2 separate regions of the Homo sapiens genome follow, and region 2 is linked to region 1. A link is a loop called in an ENCODE intact Hi-C map of the cell type or tissue named here. Cell type or tissue: HepG2. All regions are shown on one strand.

Region 1 (2,500 bases):
GGCGGGTGCCTGTATTCCTATCTACTCAGGAGACTGAGGCAGGAGAATTGCTTGAACCCAGGAGGGGGAGGTTGCAGTGAGCCGAGATCACGCCACTGCATTCCAGCCTGGGCAACAGAGTGAGACTGTCTGAAAAACAATAATAATAATAGTGGAAGCTGGGGTGGGGTATATAGGAACTCTCTCTGTAATGTTCTCAGTTTTTCTGTAAAATTAAAACTATTCTAAAAAGTAAAGTCTATTTAACATAAAAAACAAAAAACATTCCTGTCTATGCTCCTAGGTAAACAGAGCACAGAGACTCAGTTTCAGCAGAGCGGCCCTGGTTTGGCTCCAAGGCACTTGCGAGGGTGCCCAGAGAGAGAATGTGACATGTGGCAGAAAGCAGAGCCACAGAGACGACAGAAGGGCCTGGGGAAGGGGACAGAAGGTCATAGGAAGACAGGAGAAGGAGGGGTGGGGAGGATGGCGGTGAGACAGCCCCGGTGCTTCGGGCCATTCCTTTTCCTAGTTGCCCTCCCCCCAGGAGCCCTCTACTCCAAACTCTACTCCCACCCTGCTGGGTTTCCTAGACTGCATGATTTTGCCAGGTACTCCCCTCCACTCCTCTCCACCCGGCCTCTGGCTTCCCTGGGGCTGGGCCAGTGGGAGGCCAGGGAGGGGAGTGGGCTGAGAGCACTTAGGCCCCTCCCCCACCAGTTTGCCTCCAGGGCCCCCTCTCTTGCAGGGGCGTTGCTCCTGTCAGGCAGCCCCTCCCTGGCTCTTCTCACTGGTGCCCTGGCTGGGAACTGGAGCTGTGCTTGCCCCTGCAGGCCTGGCCACGGTGATGGTTCCTGCGGTGAGGACTGCACTATGCCTTGTTTCTCTGATCTCTGCCCACATCTTAGTAAATCCTCCCATTATTAAACACTTCTCAGTTACTCAATTGAGTACGTCATCGGTTTCGCCCCGGGACTGCAATGGACAGAAAAAAAAGTGACTCACACATGGTGTTTCTTTAGTGTTCACCTTCCCCTTTAGAACAGAAACTCCACGAGGGCAGAGATTTTATATGCTTTGCTCATTGTCACTGCTGAGTCACTCCATAAATTTAACTTGTGAAATGAATGAGTGAATGCTCATTTGATCCGCAGTGTCTCATGTGGCAGTCACTCCTGCATGTGGCAGTCACTAGCACGAAATGTGGCTAGTGAGACCGAAACACTGAATTTTAAATGATAATCTACAGAGCTACCTGTGGCTAATGGCTACAGCCTCCTCTCTAAGGGGATCTCCTGCACTTAGGCAATTTCCTAGCTATTCAAGTCTATTCCGCCCCAATAGGGGTTAAGAAAGTTGCTCAAGGCTGAGGCAGGGAAAGTAACTAAATCACTTTAGCTGTTTCCCTCACCCTAGGGAACTGGGCTGCTGAGTTTTCTGGCTTGTCTCTGGGCAGGCAAGCTCGGGAATGTGTGCCTTGCTTTGGGATATTTGCATTTTAATTTCGCTGCAAACTTTGTTTCTTGGATAACTGTGCTTACCAGGCCCTTAAAAACTTGCAGCTTTATAAGAGCGCTGGCCCCAAGCCAGGGGAGTCTCCAGCTGCTGACTGATCCTGCCTGGAAAGTCAACTTGGAAGAGCCACAAATGTCCTAATCCTCTTCCAAACCGCCTAAGTAGGTTTATCCAGTGACCTGTAAAACCAAATTAGTAAAGGGACACTTTAATTCCAGCTCGTTAGAGAGCTTCTAAAATCGTTGAGAAAGCCAACACAGCAAATTCTGCGCTGGGGGGCTGAGAAATGCATCCCATTTTCAAAAGAAGATGTCCTTGCTTTCTCGTGGTTTCTCTCACCCACGCAGTTCAACACACAGAAAACCTTCTCTGTGGCTTTCACAGGGATCTCCAGGGAAGGTGGGAAGCCGTTCTTGAGAACGAGAAAAATACGGTGGCCCAGCAAGGTCAACTAATTTTCCCCAAGTTCTGCCACGTCCAGTCCCAGCTCTGGTCTCCTGACTCTGGCAGGGGGAACATTTGCACTGTTCTTGTTCCTTACCCCAGGAGCTGGCCTATTGCACAACCTCAGGAAACAGCCCCTATGCAATCCTGGCCCACAGAGCGGACATGTTCTGGTTTTTATTCAGCAGCTTTTTTATGAAGTGTGTTTTCCTTTCCCATCATGTCATCTGGAAGCAATTCCTCCCAACAGCTGGATTTGCTTTCACAATTGGTAAACACCGCGAATGGAAGGCCGGGGACGATGCGGAGCTCCCCGGAGGAGCCTTGTCCCCACCCGCTTGGCTCGCGTTCTGAAGCTTATCGCGGGTGCCTGCACAAGCCTCATCAAAATCGAGGGCGTCCTCCAGCAGGCGACCCACATTGCATTCCCCGCTTAAGAGGGTCAACGTGTTCTTCGGGGGAGAAATTTTCTGAATGCTTTGCAGATAAAATTGATCAGATGCAGGCCAGATTGCCAGCTGCCGGGGCCGCGTGCGCCTGTGGAGGCCCCACCAGCGCGGGG
Region 2 (2,500 bases), 66 kb before region 1:
GATACACACTGTGACTTTACTTACTAGTCTAAGTTTTCAGTAGAATGTCTGGCATATACCTTTTGTATTCTGGTGTATTAATACAATTTGAGGGAGAGAAAGATAATCTAGGGTTTCATTATATTCTCAATGGGAATCTCAATGGGACCATAAAAATCAGTTGAGACATACACAGTTCTCTCAACATAAACCATTCTATAAAACTTAATGCAAATATGATAAACAAAAAAATCTTAAGTTTCTTAAAGAAACTCACTACCTAATTTTCATGAAGACATAGTTGAGAAATATATACAGTTATTTCAGTGGATGAACCACAGTTAAATGACTGAATTCAAACATTTGAACGTAATTTACCAAGATGAAATACACACGTGAGTAAACCCATGACATACAATCCCAATCTTCAAACGGTTCACTGTCAATCCAAGCAGACATACACACATCCATGCTAATACAATGTGAAAAGTAGCACAGACTAGTCATATGATCAAAACACTCTGTGGAAGACACAAGATTGAAAAAAAAGATTTCATACAGAGATAAAGTAGTATTAGAATATAAGATTTTCCTGTAGTCAGTTAAAAAAGAGGCACTAATAAAAGCATAGAAACAATAAAATCACAAAAAGAAACCCTAAATAATAATATGCAGTTTGGAGTTGAAGAAAAGATCCCAAAAAGGCTCATATTCATAGAGGAAAGTAATGGGGAACAGGACTAGATATTTTTATCAACGCTTGTAAATGGCTTCACAGATCCCACTAAATTGTTTAGACTTTATCCTGTAGATAGTGAGTGAAAGCTATAAAAGGTTTATAAGCAAGTGAGTGGTGCAATCACATCTGTGTCTTATAAAGATAAACTAAGGCTCAATGAAGGAGACTGAAAGAAAGGGAGGAGACTAAAGGCTGAGAAATTGTGGAACCCAATACAAATCTCTAGGCCTGAACTATAAAATAGCGATCTGTCTTAAATACACTTAAATTATATTTACTAAACAATTTTAAAATGAAGCATCAGACATTAAAGTCACATGTCACTCTGCAACTTCAATCTGGTATAGAAATTACAATGTTAAGTCACCTTTCCTAACATTACAGTGACAAATGTTTCATTTCGGTCTCTTGGCATTTTAAGTAAACTACAAATATTTAAATCTATATACTAAAATCTACACTAAAGTGTGTCTAAAATCTAACCTTTATCTTCTTAAGGTTATTGCTCACCTGGAGGATCCACTGAAATTTTTTCTGACCAGCATAAAATTTACAGGTATTGAACTTTTATCAAAGAATATAGTAACTCAGACACAAATTAATTTTATGATACTGGCATTTTGTCCCTTTTCCTTTCTTTAAAAAAAACAAAGTCAAATTTACAGCACCTAAAGTGTTTTTTTTTTTTTTTTACAAAATAGTAATAAAGGCAGATATTCAACCATCACTGAACAGCTTTCTAGTCAAGAAATTCCTTGAAAATAAATACAGCTAACGCAAATGACAAATCTGAGTAAATATTGCCCAAGTCATCCCCTCTCCAGAAGCTAGATAAAAATAAACTGTAGTGCCATTTTTCTCAGCAATTCAGGCCATTAATTGAAGGAAAATCTCTAAACCTAGAGCAAAGTGATGTATTCCGAACTTTTCTGAATAAGCCTGAAATGAAAAGCATTATTAAAATACCTGTGAAGCACAACGATGGGGGAAAAAAAAAAAAAGCAACAGGTAATTTAAGGAAAAGAATCAAGCAAGAAAAGGAACTTTTTTAATTTAATAAATTTGCAGTTTTAAAAAAATTTGCTGAATACCCTATTTTCTAAATGGAATGGAAAAAACACATTGAATCAGAAAACTACTAGATGATTTATGCCAAAACTACACTCGACAATATATTACACAAGAAAAAAAAAAAAGCTCAGAACTGAGTTCTAGTTCTGGCTACACTGTGGAATTGTGTGAGTTACAGCAACTCAATTTTCTCATGTCAACAACCGGAAAAACATTACCTTGCAGGGGCATAAGAATCAGAAGAAAAATATTAAATTTTATAAACTATTGAGCACTGTGCAATCCCAAGATCATTGTGAGTGCTAAGATTATGAGAATAGATTTGAAAAACATCCATTAAAATTAGCCTAGCACAATTCCTGGCACTCAGTAAGATCAATATATATTTACTGAATGAAAAGTTATTTTACTTTAAAATCATTGCAAACACAATGACAGAATGGATCAAAACAAATTTTGAGGTATTAAGAGCCTTCTATGAAAAAGTCTAAACCAATTTTAAGCCTATTTATTTCCACAATTCCACAATGAATCAGCTCCAAATATTTCAAAACTACAAAGCCTTGCAAAGCACAATCAAATTTCTTTGTAAAAGAAATTTCATCAGCAATATACCACTAAAAGAGATAAAGTACACTAAATACCAAATGGGAGAGGAATAAATTAGAAAATCATCTGAGACCAAAAAAAAAAAAAAGTTTGAAAAATGTT

What was found. A loop is a pair of places that touch in the nucleus more often than their neighbours do. Peaks named below come from ENCODE experiments on the same cell type or tissue, not always from the same donor. Only the 100,000 strongest peaks of a DNase experiment are listed, where the experiment ranks them.
Region 2: a loop joins it to region 1, with 9 times the contacts of the local background. A loop is called at or near these places in 45 of 110 quality-filtered maps.

The regions. Positions count from the first base shown.
Region 1 is chr2:174,023,299-174,025,798 of GRCh38, forward strand. It overlaps LINC01960 (long intergenic non-protein coding RNA 1960), which reads left to right and starts at 1,982. Exons shown (of 1, transcript NR_136175.1): 1 at 1,982-2,500. RefSeq lists enhancers at 91-961, 445-1,644. In HepG2, no CTCF peak of the experiment used is centred here; DNase peaks (open chromatin) are centred at 983 and 2,083; H3K4me3 peaks cover 2,130 bases.
Region 2 is chr2:173,956,877-173,959,376 of GRCh38, forward strand. All of the region lies in intron 3 of SP3 (Sp3 transcription factor), which reads right to left. Among named protein-coding and RNA genes, the nearest start is that of SP3, 7.2 kb to the right of the region's middle. In HepG2, no CTCF peak of the experiment used is centred here; a DNase peak (open chromatin) is centred at 1,525.